Linked DNA regions of Homo sapiens: regions 1 and 2 are each linked to region 3. The links are chromatin loops, found by intact Hi-C in ENCODE. Cell type or tissue: endothelial cell of umbilical vein. All regions are shown on one strand.

Region 1 (5,000 bases), 270 kb before region 3:
GTTGATAATGAATTCAACATAAAACTATAAGGCAAAACAGTGCTTATATGTGAAACTTAATATTGAAGTAAAGTCACTTAGATGCCACCTAACATTGTTTTAATCACTAGTAATATTAAGATGCTTTATACACTTCTTATGCTGTCAAAAGTGAAAATAAGAAATGAGATCTCTGTTTGCATACCAGTTGTAGCAGATACATTTTCTTAGCTCAACTAAGTACTGTTGACCTTCCATATCCATGAGTTCTGCATCTGTTTTTAACCAGCTTTGAATCAAACATATCTGGGAGAAACAAATGGCATCTGTACTGAACATTCACAGACACTTTTTGATCATTATTCTCTAAACAATACAGTATAACAACTATTTACATAGCATTTACATTGTATTAGGTATTATGAGTAATCTAGAGATTATTTAAAATATACAAGAGGATATGCATAGATTAGAAGCAAATACTATGACATTTTATATTAGGGACTGGAATATCCACAGTTTTTGGAATCTGAGGGAGGTCCTGGAACTAATCTCCCATGGATACCAGGGGACAGCTGTACCAGCAGTGCTTTTGGACCACAATGCAAGTAGAAAGGAAATTTCTATAATTCAAAATCTATTTAACTGTGCAGTTGAAGAGCTTCCACTTAACTTTAATTGCAAGTGAAGAATCTGAAATGTAGCAACATACCAAAAGGAGGATATCAACAGAAGAATATAATAAAAATTTTTAAATGCCATCCAAGTAATGAATATGCTTAAATAAAATCATATGCTCCTGGATAACAGTATTTTTTCCATACACAAATAGGTGTGTGAAAAGACATTTTCAGAGATGAAATATGTAAAATCTCATTAGAGATTAGCATTAGCAGAGTAACATTTGCGATTCTTTTTTTGTGGGGTGGGGGGAGGGTGTAAACATATGTTTTTATTTCTCTTGAATAAATGCCCAGGAGTGCAGTTACTAAGTCATGTAGTAGTTGCATGTTTAGTTTTTTTTTTTAAACAATAAACATTATTTTTCGATAATTTTTAGATTCACAGCCAAAATGAAGGGAAATAGATATATAGTCCATATACTCCCTGCCCCCAAATGTGCACAGCTTCTTCCATTATCTATTACCACTCCCACACCAGAGGGGTAATTTGTTATAAATGATGAACCTGCATTGACTCATCATCATCGTCCAGAGTCCATAGTTTATATTGCTGACTCTTGATGTTGTACATTCTGTGGGTTTGGAAAAATGAATAATGGCATGTATCTGCCATTACAGCATCCTACAGAGTATTTTCACTGCTCTAAAAATCCTCTATGCTCCACCTATTCATTCTTCCTTCTCCCCTAATCCTTGGCAACCACTGATCTTTTTATTATTTTGATAATATTTGCAGTTGATTTTGATGATAAGGAATACTAACTTTGAGTCCCAATTAAGCAAATTGTCCTCCCTCTACCAAAAGAATATCATTCTTCACATTAGGAGGCTTATATACAAATAATTATACTTTGTTATTAATATTATGTTTTGAATTTTGTCAATGAAAAATGTGTGTGAAATTGTTTTCTCTCATTAAGTACCCTCTATGATACCCTCAATATTGCCTTTTGGCCCACAACTAAAATATATACTATATGGGTCTTTATGGAAAAAGTTTGCTAACCCCTGATTCATATCAATGTTTAACTATTCTAACCATTTAGATCAGAGAATGAATGTTTTTGTGCCTCAATAAATGTCAGTTTCAAAAACCAACAGCAGTAAAGGAAATTTTGTTTGGGGCTCAGGATATTTTGCTCCGGAAGTTAAGCTTACTTAAAGTTTACTCTTGTTCTGAAATTGTGTTAAGTTGTCTGGGAGAGGGTTGAGCACAATACATGACTGTTGATTCCTCTCTGTGTACTTGTTAGGTATCCCTGGTACCCTGAGATGATGGCCCCACTCAAAGCCAGACTTCCGAGAGCCTGGACTGGGGAGAAAGATGCCCCTGGCTCTGTGCACTGATGCCTCCCTCCCCGCCCCACTCCATTCATACCCACACCCTCTCCCTCTAGTCTGCACCTCTTCCTCCTGTGCATGGGAATATCTAGTCCCTCAGTTCCCAAATTTCTGCAGATGAAGCACCCATTCTTGTCATTCCCACTTATGATCCATTTTGATCTAGAAGGTAGTGTTGTCTCCTAGGAGGGCAACAAGCAAGTCTGAGCTGCCTGCCCCAGAGTTTTTGCTGTTTGCTAAGGCATCTCTGGGGTGAACAGAGGGCAGGTCAATGTTACCTGCTGACCTTGAAACCCTTGGTGTGTGTGCAGCACAGCCTGGAAGTTGTCAGTCAAGATTATTCTCAAGCCTCATAGACTCAGGTTCCTAGTACAGACATCTGCATCCAGACCAGTTATCTGCTCACAAAACAAAGTTGAAGAGAACAAGAATGAACATCATGCAGTTTTGATTTTTGCCTCTTCATTCTCCCTTTCCCCCATTTTCATCCACAAATGCTTACTGTCTTCACCATTTTGTGCAATATTAATTTCTCTGGGTTATTTATAGGGAGTGGGTGGGCACAGTGCTTATGACTTAGAATGGAAGACGGTATTCCCCGAAGAGCTCTCAACAGCTCACAGTCTGAGGGAGACCCTGTGGGTACTTGGTCTGTTGATCCTGTTGAAAAGTGAGCATAGCATGTGGGAAAGTGACTCATGGATGTGACTTCACCATTGCCCTCCTTTTAAACTTCTTACAGTGAAAGCATAACCCAGTTCTGACAAAGGTTTTCAGCCAGGGCTGGGCCTGCCTTTGACTCAGCGATGTGTCACATTCTCTCTGCCGGAAACTCTCATTCTTAACACCAGTCATCATGGTCCTGGCAACACACTTTTTGGAGAGGTGTTGGTATTTGGTGGATTTATTTTCTTTTCCAGCTGCCCACAAAAAAACAAACTCAGAAATATCTATTTGTTTTTCCTTTGAAAAGTTTGTTGGAATAGTGTGTCATTTCTCCATCTGGAGCCGTTGTTGCTTTGCCAAGGATAGTTTGCTTAGGGCCATGGCAAGGTGACGGTGGCCCTAAGTGAAGGGTAAAATAACTGGGGCGGCATGCCCGTCTGGGATGGCGAAACCTCTGAGCTGCTGTCAGGCGGTGGGTGGCTAGCCATGGCTGGTGGCCACAGGCCATCACTTCAACTGTGGCTGGGATTTGCTTAAAGAAGTCCTTTAAGTTTCTTAAGTAATGTCTGCCCAGTCACTCACCTAAGCGGATACCTCTTTACTGTTCGGTGATTTTGTGCCAAGAGAATGCCTAGACTTGCCAGCCCACATTGGAAACTTCCCAGAAGCCCAAGGGCCACACCTAATTTACAAGAACTGGAACCCCTATTCCATTCTTTGCTGCTTACAGCTTATGGGAGAGGCATGTTCTAACGGGCTTCTTTCCTTCTAATTTGTAGATCCTGTGCAGGCAGCTCCTTGAAGGCAGGGCTGTGCCTTTCTTGTATGTTTTCTTAGAGTGTTGAGCTCAGAGGAGACCCCAGTAGAGAAGGCACTGTGGCGTGGGGGAGTAACACCTGTTTAGTAGTCAGGGGAATAGGGTCAAAACTCCACGTTGGCCACGGGCTATGAGATCTTGGCCCAGTCAGTTCATTTCTCTGGGCATTTCCTCATCATCCAATTGCTGGGCTGAGTGATTCTCTAAAGCAGTGGTTCTCACCCTTGCTAGATGTATGAGAAACACCTGTGGACTTTTTATTCTTTAATCATACATGATCTGGCCACAGCCACTCATAGTGGGTTCAGCAAGTCTGGGTGGAGCTTGCAGAGTAAAGATTTTTCCAGAGTTCTTTATGGCCAGGGTTGAGGGCCACTATGTGCAGTCCCTGACTAGATAAGCAATGGGAACAAAGAGTGAGTCGTTCAGGCCACTTCCAAGCTTACTCACGTGGCTTTGGGTAGGTCTTGGTTCCTCATGGCTTTTGGCGGAAGGCCTCATTCATACCTCACTACCTGGGCCTCTCCATAGGACAGCTAGCTTGCCTTCCTCACAGTGAATGAGAATGTGGACAAAGTAGAAGCTACAGTCTTTTTGTAAACGCAATCTCAGAAGTGATGTCCCATCATGTTTGTCATATTTTATTCATTAGAAATGAGTCCCTTGATCTGCCTTATACTCTAGGGGAGAGGATTCTGCAAGAATCTGGACTACCAGGCAGTGGGATCATTGGGTGCCATCTTAGAGGCTGCCTTGCACAGCATCTAGGAGGTGGCTGCAGAATGGATTTTGGAGCAGGAACAGGGGGAAGGGAAGCAGGGAATCAGAAGGGTGTGGTCCACAAGCTAATGGAAGGAGGATAGAATTCAAGTATAGGCTAGGTTATGATGTCGTAACAAGTCATAATCTGAGGGGCTTGAAATAACAAAGATTTATTTCTTCCTCATGCAGATAGTAGTTACAGGCTGTTTTGGGCTTTGTGCCATATCATCACACGTGGGACATGTTCATCACGGGTCGTCTGGGGATTCTTCTTTATGTCATTTTCACTGTGGGACCTAAGCTGACAAAGCAGCTTGAATGTGGAAAAACTCCAACTGTGCTTCCCCCACTATACTCTCACAAAGCAAATCTGACACCGGATGTGTGGGGATTTCTGCCCACCAGCAAGCAAGCAGTCAGTTCTGCAGTGCACACCAACTGAATGTCCTTTAATTGAATTCTGACACTGTCTACCTGGAGACAGCATCGGATCCCACAGGTTCAGGGCTCAGTCCCACGAGACTGCCCCCGTTTCAGATACCAGTTGCAAGTCTGAGCCTCTGGAACTTCTGACCAACCAGTGTCAAGTTGGGGTTCCCATGATCTGCTGTTTGGGTTTGACTAATTTGCTAGAGCGGCTCACAGAACTCATGGAAACACAGGTTTACCAGTTTATTATAAAGGATATTGCAAAGGATACAGACGAAGAGGTGCTTAGGGAGAGGTTTAGGGGAAGGGGCGCAGATCTTCCA
Region 2 (5,000 bases), 100 kb before region 3:
CCTTAAAAGTGTCTAAGCCTGTGTGTACCCTATAGAATATCTTCATGTTCCTTCGTGGTATGTCTACCCAGTGCAAAGTTGTTCTTTGGAAGTTTAAGAAATATATATATTGTCTAAGTGATCCTTATTAAATAACTTAATAGTCTGTCTGGGAAAAGTATTTGTATTAAGAGGTATTTTTCTGCTTTCAAGTGGAAGGCATACTGCTAATGGAATTCTGTCATGGAATTTATATTTACTAGCAAAAGCTGAACACACACAGATGAATCTCCAGAAAGCTTCATATTTTCACACAGTAGAAAGATGCTCATGTCCTGTTCTTACCTTGTCCTGACTCCTGTTGGACATGCCTCATTTCCTGTATAAACTTGCGTCACTAAGAAGACAGTAAATTCTTACTCACTTTGTTAAACATACATACTTTCCTGTAGGAGAAGAGATGCATAAAAATATATTTATTTCCCAGAAGGGCACTTGTGCTGTTCGTAATATATTATGCACCAAATGTCATACTTTCTTTATTCCCTGGCATTTTCAGCCCTGGCAACTGGCAGATTGTTTTGAAGTCAGAGAATATTTAAACTACAAGTAACCTTGGGGATAATATAGTTCAGCCCCTCTGTGTTACAGGAGAGGACACTGAGATCAAGAGAAACTCAGAGACTTGCTCTGGGTAACATAACATTTTGTCCTAGTTGGACCAAAAGCTAGATCTTAGTGGAATATTCCTCCTATTATTTTCCCCCATCCTCTCCATCCTTTTTAGAAATATGGCCTTGGACGAAATTATCTCTGTAAAATGGAATAATTATTCTTGTACTGCTCACCATCCAGAATTGTTGTGAAGTTCCAGTGAGATACGGTGTGCTATAGAAATGTAAAGAATCCTGATGAGGTAGAAGGAAGATGAAGGTCCTCACTTCATCGTCACCTTATCGCATCATTCCCATGTACTGAAATACTTAGGCTGTTTTATGTTGGGTTGTTCATAGGGAGTCTCTTGTTATGCATGTATACCTGATTACTTTATATTCTTCTACTACCTGGTTAATAAAAGCCCAGCCCTCTTATTTCTGTTGTATTAGTTTGAACCATAGGACATTGCCAATATTTGACCATTTTAGAAGAAGAGCAGTTTTAGAAGAAAAGCAGTTTTGTGTTCCTGAACTTCATCTGTGAGCTGAAGTATGTGGTAGGCTATACAGGCAGAGATACCTGTAAATGTTTTAAATAAGTGGAAAAGTATGTAAAGCTCCTTCATGTTAGCTGTAGTAGCTTCATGGATTTTGCCTACTCCAGAGGAGCACATGGGTCCGTATGAATTTCTTTCCTAGTTTCTGTTTCTGTAAACTTCTAGACTGCCTGCCTGAACACAAAAGCTCAGATGGGGATAGGGAATGGTGACTGGCTGTATGTGGGTGCTGAGCCCCTTCAGCCATTTATTTTGGCCTTCATTCTTTAACTCAGGAAGTTGTTCTGTATGCAGTGGTTATACCACTTCTTCAAAGGACAGACTTCCACAGTTTTCCAGAGAAATTTGTCATCTATAGAGGGAGAACAAGGAATAAATTCATGTATTTTTCAAACTAAATATTAAAATACTTTTGATTTAGTTAGAATCTGTTGAGGAAGGTTTGTTGACGCTTTAAAATATGAGACTTGGCCGGATGCAGTGGCTCACACACTTTGGGAGGCTGAGCACTTTGGGAGGCCGAGGTGGGCGGATCACTTGAGGTCAGGAGTTCAAGACCAGCCTGGCCAACATGGTGAAACCCTGTCTCTACTAAAAATACAAAAAAAAAAAAAAAATTAGCTGGGCATGGTGGCATGTGCCTGTAATCCCAACTACTCAGGAGGCTGAGGCAGGAGAATCGCTTGAACCTGGGAGGCGAAGGTTGCAGCGACCTGAGATTGTGCCGCTGTACTCCAACCTGTGTGACAGAGTAAGACTCCATCTTAAATAAATAAATAAATAAATAAATAAATAAATAAAAATATGAGACTCCTGAAACACTATATTGTTATTTGAATTTATTCCTTCACAAATAAGCTATTTATAAAATGACAAATATTGTAATCAGGTTTTATTTGATTAAAGAAAGAAGATAGCTTTAGGCAATGAAGTCCAAATAGAATTCTGGTTTACCATTCACCCGTCACGTTCCATACAGTTGTTAAGTCTGAATAGAATTACGGTTTACCATTCACCCATCATGTTCCATACAGTTGTTAAGTCTAAATAGAATTATGGTTTACCATTCACCCATCACGTTCCATACAGTTTTTAAGTATAAATAGAATTCTGCTTTACCATTCACCCATCACATTCCATACAGTTGTTAAGTCTAAATAGAATTCTGGTTTACCATTCACCTATCACGTTCCAAACAGTTGTTAAACTTTGGCCTGATGATGTCATCACTTGGAATGTTCTTCTCTCATCCAGATACAATGCGTTCAGTTCAACCAATGCTTTGTTCTTAACGTGTTTGTGAGTCTCTGACATCCTTTACTTTAATTTAGAAAGCTTGTGACTACCTGTCTAGGAAAAATCACTTAGGCAGTTGCTCCTGTTTCTTAATAATTAGAAATGTCTTATTAATTTATTAATTTCTGAAGTCCTATGTTAAAATTATGGGGATAAGTTGTTTGTTGGCTGGGAAGGGGCACAAAGAACCTTCTCAGGTGATGGAAACATTCTTTTTTTTTTTTTTTTTTTTTTTGAGACGGAGTCTTGCTCTGTCGCCCAGGCTGGAGTGCAGTGGCGCGATCTCGGCTCACTCCAAGCTCCACCTCTCAGGTTCACGCCATTCTCCTGCCTCAGCCTCCTGAGTAGCTGGGACTGCAGGCACCTGCCACCACGCCTGGCTAACTTTTTGTATTTTTAGTAGAGACGGGGTTTCACTGTGTTAGCCAGGATGGTCTCGATCTCCTGACTTCGTGATCTGCCCACCTCGGCCTCCCAAAGTGCTGGGATTACAGGCGTGAGCCACCGCGCCCGGCCAGAAACGTTCTTAATCACAATCTGGGTGGTGGTTACACCACAAGTAGATATGCAAAAATTCATCTAGTTGTATACTTAAGATTGATATATTCTAGTGTATATACGTTAAATATAGGAAACAGAAATCTAATCTCTAATTTGTAGTAGCTCAGGAAATATAAAAAAATAGATGAACCAAGGCAGTTGAAGGAAACAGTTTTTCTGGAAGCTGTGAGAATGTGTCACAAAGGAAGGCCCAGGCTTCCTGGGTTCTTCGGGCCAAAATTAGGGGAAGTGTTGGTGCCAGTGCCGGTGGCACAAGCTGATTAAAACAGTCATAACAGGAAGAGTCTTACACGATTCTTCGTCTTTGTGGATGTTTCTGTTTCTTCCTGTCTATACCTGATAGGTTTGCTTGGTCATTTTGTTTGTTTTCTTCCGTCTGAATTCCTGTCCTCCATTCCCATGGCATCAGAGTCAAGGCAGTAAGCAGTGTGGAGAGTCAAAGAAGGGGCATTGGAAGAGGGTACTAGGCATTGGTTGTAAATCAGGTATTTATGAGTCTGGGGGGAAACCTCTACATTAACCTGGCAGCCAGCCGCAAGGCTGAGATGGTGCTGTTATAGAAACCACCTAGCAAGGGAAAATTCTGGGTCCTCAATCTTATCATGGAATGTGTAGTGGTGCAGCCAATGAACAGGAATACAGGCCATTCAGGGGAAGAGGAATGCTAATAATCATACCCTAGTGAGGATATGAGGGGAAATAGAAGAGTGGAAATTTTGTCCAGCCTTCTTGACCACAACTGGCTGGTTACCCAAACTTGAGGTTTTACTTGGGACATATAATAGGGCTTCACTTGTACCGTGTAAGCTCCAACTGGACTTGGCACTCTTCCTGGTCCTTCATGGTGGTTTTCTTAAAAAGAATGAGTTACGGGGGAATATTTTCAGTTACATGCTGTACATAAAAGTGCATTACAGAACAACACACACTTCAATAAATAATGAGATGGTCAGGTGCTGTACTGTGTGCCGTACCAGGTGTCATCTAGCTGTAGCAGTTTCCAGCTACGTGCAAGTTGGAACACCATAGAATTTATACAGCAAATATGCATTAACTTATCATTTGAATGTCACGGAAGGTATCATATTTTATCACTGAAATTAACTTAAAAATTGCATGCTCTGAGTAAAATATGTACGTATAGATCACGATGCCTACTTAGAACATGAAATATTGATGTTCATATAATGTTAATATTTGCTTAAATAGTGATTGAGGGCTGTATTTTCTTTTTATGTGATGATCCTGATAGTAATGTTTTGCTACCATTGTATCCAACTTTTTGATTTTCAATTAATTACCTTTGCAAGTGACTATATAATCTTTCTTTGTAAAATCACTTCATTTATATCTCTCCTCTTTCAAATCGCTTTGATTTCCCCCTGGATCTCCATATGCAGAGTATCTTAAGTGTCTATTTGTAGCAGTGATTTCCTCTTTCACTGTATTTCTGAATCTTCTGCTGCTACTGGGTATTTCTACTTGGGTATCCCAATGTGACCTTGAACTATAAAACTGAACTCCTCTTCTTCCTGCCTTCTTTCTTCCTCAGAACTCCTTCCGCAAAACCAGCTGTGATTTTTTTTTCCTTTTTTCTTAGATTAGGAGCCTCCCAGACATCCTTGACTCCTTTCTCTTACTTTCTCATGATGTGTAGTCCAGTCAAGCACCATGCATTTTCAGTTGTTCTTAAAAAAAAAAAAAAAAAAGATTTGTCCATTCTTTATCTTCCTGATTGTTCTCACTGTCACCAGCCTGGCTGTTACCAACCTCATACTTGCATGACCCCTTCAAGTGATCAGACTTTTAATCTCTTCTCAACAAGCCATGTGTTGGCCAGGTGAATTTTCCTAGAGTCTGTCTTTGAGTCTTTCTTTCTCCTGCTCAGAAACCTTTAGTATATAGCTCCCTGTTCTCAATGAAACTGAATCCAAATGCAGCCTGAATTGTA
Region 3 (5,000 bases):
GAGCGCCTGTAGTCCCAGCTACTCAGGAGACTGAGGCAGGAGAATGACGTGAACCCAATAGGTGGAGTTTGCAGTGAGCAGAGATCGCGCCCCTGCACTCCAGCCTGGGCGACAGAGCGAGACTCTGTCTCAAAAAAAAAAAAAAAAAAAAAAAGTGCTCCGTAGAAGAATCTTGGCTGGAGAGGAGGATGGGGGATTTATCCCAAGGAGCATGGTCACTGAAACTGGGAGAGTGTGGGAAGGGTGGAGGAGAGGAGTGCTGAGCACACAGCAGATTTCAGGCAGGGCGGGAGCCTTGGCAGACACCCACTTTCAGGCTGCCAAAGGGCAAGGACAAGCTCAAGGCAGAACAAGAAGAATATTCCGTCACTGAACGTGGGAAGAGAGTGTTCAAGGAGTGGGCATTCAGCCAGACTCGGAGGTCAGGGGTGACTGACCGGAAGATGATCATGAGATTTAGTGATGAGCTGGTCACTGGTGCTTTTTCTCATAGGAGTCTCAGTGGCATAAAGAGTTAGGAAGTAAGATTCTAGGTCATTGAGGAGGAGGAGGAGGAGGAAGAGGAATAGTAGTAATAATAATAAAGTTGACATGTACTATATTGGATGTCTCCCTACGATACATGCCAGGCAGTCTTCAAAGCACTTTGTACGTGTTATTTTGTTTAATGCTCACAGTAATTGTAGGAACTTACCAATGTTATTAATATTATTCATATTGATACTATTATTTCCATTTACAGATAGACTGTAATAGGAAATAAAGACAATGAGTATAGACAATCCTTTGTGACATTTTGCAGTGATACAAAAAGTTTAATTCCCCCCAAACTAAATTCTGTCAAGTGAAATTGAACTTGTCATTTTCTTTAGCATTTGTTGTCTGATTTCATTATTTGAACATAAAAGTACAATCTTCACATATATTTGGATGCTGTTACATTTTCTTAATTGTTTCTCCAAATCTTACATTTTGGCGTGACTGTTAAGTCCAGGGCAGAGAGAGCAGAGTACCAGGCGTGGCTGGTGTGAGATGTGGCAGTGCCCAAGGAGAAGAAAAGCACAATGGGCGATGATATGATCAGGTGAAAACTATTTTCAAGCAATTTTAACATTTTTGAAGGCAGTGAGGGTAGGATCCAGGGGAGGAATAACTGAAGATGTTGGAGAAGGATGAGCAGGTGGGACCTTGAGGCAGAGACTGGTCAGGGCGGGAGAAGGAGCCCCACCCAGAAAGGAGAAGGGATGTAGGTTTTTTGTTTGTTTGTTTTGAGTTGAGAAAATAAGTTTAAAAGAGAAAATGCGGCCAGGTGCGGTGGCTCAAGCCTGTAATCCCAGCACTTTGGAAGGCCGAGGCGGGCAGATCACGAGGTCAGGAGATTGAGACCATCCTGGCTAACATGGTGAAACACCGTCTCTACTAAAAATACAAAAAATTAGCCAGGCGTGGTGGCGAGTGCCTGTAGTCCCAGCTACTCAGGAGGCTGAGGCAGGAGAATGGCTTGAACCTGGGAGGTGGAGCTTGCAGTGAGCCGAGATTGCGCCACTGCACTCCAGCCTGGGCGACAGAGTGAGACTCCGTCTCACTCAAAAAAAAAAAAAAAATATATATATATATATGTATATTTATATATAAAAATAATAAAAGAGAAAATGCTCAATTTTATTAATAGTAACTCTCCCCAAACTAAACTCTGTCAAGTGAACTTGAACTTGTCATTTTCTTTAACAGTTGTTACCTGATTTCATTATTTGAACATAAAAGTGCAATCTTCTTCACATATATTTGGATGCTGTCATTAACATTTTCTTAATTGTTTCTCCAAAAACTTGCATGTGGCATGACTGTTAAATCCAGGGGCAGAGAGAGCAGAGTACCAGGTGATGGGTGGTATAGATGTGGCAGTGCCCAAGGAGAACGGGAAGGAAAGAACGGAGAAGGAAATTAGTAACCGTAAGAATAAAGAAGAATTCTATCTAAAAGTCTGTTGTAACTTTGCAATTGAGGCATCACTTTTATAAGAACATTTTTATTAATGAGAAAAAAAGGCAGAAGATCACTCTCATCACGTTTATGGAGAACAAAATGAATTGGCAAGTCAGCCAATCAGCTGGAGCAGCCTGGACGGTTAGGACCTTGAATGGCTGTAAATTGGTGGCATCAAATCTTTTCTTTTGGCACTGGGACTGACTGGCTACCCTGCTGACTTCATCAGACTCTCTCTTGACTTCCTGAGGATGTTGTGTAGTCTGGATCAAGGTTATCCACAAGGTTAAGTAAACTATTGCTCATTTCCACCTGTAACTATCAGATGCAAATACTATTAGCATTTACTGCAACTAAAACAAGTGACAATATTTTCACATGTTTTCTCTGTAGGAATATAAGGTCCCTTGGAAATAAAGAGTCGAGAACGTTTAGGTAATACTGGGCGTGGCACTTGCAGCCATCATTTCAGTCTAAAAACATTTCCTAAGGAAAAGTACTAAATGTTTTTTTCATAGAACCCAACATTTTGGCTGTTAAACCATTTTCATCAAAACATTTTATTTATATGTAAAATATTTTAAAAGCTGTTTTCTGTGTAAACATGTTCATCTCATCATCACACACTAATCAGGATGTGTTGAGTGCCTCTGTTTATCCATTAATATCTGGTGTTTGTCAGCCTGTGTTTGTTTTGTGTCTGATGTTCCATGTCTTTTTTGCAGATATTGATGAATGTGTAAACAACACTGTTTGTGACAGTCACGGGTTTTGTGACAATACAGCTGGCTCCTTCCGCTGCCTCTGTTATCAGGGCTTTCAAGCCCCACAGGATGGGCAAGGGTGTGTGGGTGAGTTTTTAGATTTTTTCCCAACGTGTTTCACATGTCCCTAGGGAAAAGAAATCACAGTGAACAACAGGAGCTTTTAAGCAGGTAATTTGGGTAGAGCTTTATCGTAATTTGATTTTGTCATACAATTTGAGGATGTGCAAAAATATCCTATGTTGGCTGGGTGCATGGCTCACGGTTGTAACCCCAGCACTTTGGGAGGCCAAGGTTGGAGAATTGCTTGAGACCAGGAGTTTGAGACCAGCCTGGGTAGCATGGTGAGATCTTTTCTCTATGAATAAAAATTTTAAAAAAAAAATTAGCCAGGCTTGATGGTGGATGCCTGTAGTCCCAACTACTTGGGAGGCCGAGGTGGGAGGATCTCATGTGCCCAGGAGTTTGAGGCTGCAATAAGCCGTGATCATGCCACTGCACGGCAGCTTGGGCAACAGAGAAAGACCCTGTCTCAAAAAAAAAAAAAAAAAATCCTATGGCTTCTGAAATTGTTAGGGACATTAAGAAATATAAAAGTATGACTTTACATTTAAATGAATTTTAACAAGAACATCTGTTTAAACTCTAACTGAGTATGCAGAACTCTAGACTCCCTTCAGCACAGGAAATAGAGTCTGGTGTGTGGTATAGATTGTCTGTCTTTGAAATGCATCCCCTTAGACAGTGCGTTTAAGGCAAAGTATTGCCAGGAGCTTCAGTGTCCAGGAATGATACCTGTAAAAGGATGCTTTGAATTGTGCAACTGTATTTCCTCAGTCTGTTCCGGGATTGACAGGGCTGGAAGGAATCTTGAATATCATCATATGTCCTGGAATATGGTCCAACAAATGCTCACACAGAAAATAATTTGTATTTCATTGTCTGACCAAGATGTGATTTCTTCACGTCAAACTCATTATGAAACATATTTGCAATTAGAGCAATTAAATGGGAAAGAGAAGAAAGGTTATCAAATTCAAGACTTTATAGATAGCAAGACTTTTCTTTTTCTTTATTCTTAGAGAAAAATAGCCATGTTCACTACATGGCAGGTGGAACTTGAGGAGTCTATTGCCTATTTGGTTTGAAAATTTGCAATTAAGACATTAGTTCATTTGCCATCCATATTAAACTTGGAAAACAAGATTTTTAAGGTTTAATGATAATGTCACTTAATAACTGCTTTTGTGGAATTATGAAATTCAGTTAATTCTCAACCAAAAATTATTTACAAAGCAATGGTGTGGTTTCATGCATAAGCAGTAGCTAGTCAAAAACATAGATAATTATTCAAGAATTATTCACAACAAGACATAGTTATTTAATAATATAGCTAAGACTATCCTAATCTTAGTTCAAACTCCTGCTTTGGCCACCTTTCCACCAAAATACAGTTGTTTGACGTTTGGATAATATTTTCACCAGTTGGGTCTTGTGATGTGGCCCCTACTTTTCATCTTAACTTTACCACTTCCTTCTTCACCTGTTGTTTCCAGCAACGTCAGACTGGTTGTGGTTGCCCATGTCACTGTGCAATTATTTGACTGTTGTTCACTCCTTCTGCTGGGAATATCCTCCTGACCTCTCCTTCCCTGAGCCCTGGATTTTTCTCACTCGTTCTTGAAGACTGAGGTTCAGTGTCATCTTCCAGACACCATCCCTGCTCCATTCCTCACTCTCAAGCTGAGCTGTGACCTCTGCTTCCAGAGCACCTTCAGCAAATTCTATTATAGCACTTACAACCTTTGGGGGAATAATTTAATAATGGGTATACCACCTGCAGACCGCTTCTGCAAGGCTATGACCTCTATATGATTGAAAACTTTCTCACTTCTCCCTGGGCAGGGCACGATGCTTGGCTTATTATAGGTGCTCAGTAAATTTTGTTTAACTACCAACTGTTTAAATATCAGATGTTGAACCATACCTGGAAACCATGTCAGCTATCTGGAGTCCACATAGCTCCAGAGCCCCTGCTTAATGTTCATTTCTAACCAGCCAGATGAGCACACCAAACCCATGCTGACATTTCAGCTTGGCACACAAAACACCACCCTTAGAGAAGGAATATTTGTTATCATTTTGGTGAACTCAACAAATGCCATTTTATTTGTGTTTGTATTTATTATTTCAAAAATATTTACTAAGCACCTATGATACGCACTTCACACTGGGTGTTCTGTAGAGCTA

Evidence for each region. Hi-C counts contacts between places; a loop is a spot of excess contacts. Peaks named below come from ENCODE experiments on the same cell type or tissue, not always from the same donor. Only the 100,000 strongest peaks of a DNase experiment are listed, where the experiment ranks them.
Region 1: a loop joins it to region 3, with 6 times the contacts of the local background. A loop is called at or near these places in 1 of 110 quality-filtered maps.
Region 2: a loop joins it to region 3, with 8 times the contacts of the local background. A loop is called at or near these places in 1 of 110 quality-filtered maps.

Annotation. Positions count from the first base shown.
Region 1 is chr2:33,067,264-33,072,263 of GRCh38, forward strand. The region is part of intron 3 of LTBP1 (latent transforming growth factor beta binding protein 1); the gene reads left to right. Among named protein-coding and RNA genes, the nearest start is that of LTBP1, 120 kb to the left of the region's middle. RefSeq lists an enhancer at 2,377-3,576 and a silencer at 2,519-2,813. In endothelial cell of umbilical vein, no CTCF peak of the experiment used is centred here; a DNase peak (open chromatin) is centred at 2,778; H3K27ac peaks cover 2,603 bases.
Region 2 is chr2:33,237,946-33,242,945 of GRCh38, forward strand. All of the region lies in intron 9 of LTBP1 (latent transforming growth factor beta binding protein 1), which reads left to right. Among named protein-coding and RNA genes, the nearest start is that of MIR4430, 180 kb to the right of the region's middle. In endothelial cell of umbilical vein, no CTCF peak of the experiment used is centred here; DNase peaks (open chromatin) are centred at 396 and 2,416; H3K27ac peaks cover 4,522 bases.
Region 3 is chr2:33,340,127-33,345,126 of GRCh38, forward strand. It overlaps LTBP1 (latent transforming growth factor beta binding protein 1), which reads left to right. Exons shown (of 34, transcript NM_206943.4): 25 at 2,712-2,837. Among named protein-coding and RNA genes, the nearest start is that of MIR4430, 76 kb to the right of the region's middle. In endothelial cell of umbilical vein, no CTCF peak of the experiment used is centred here; DNase peaks (open chromatin) are centred at 405 and 2,225; H3K27ac peaks cover 3,403 bases.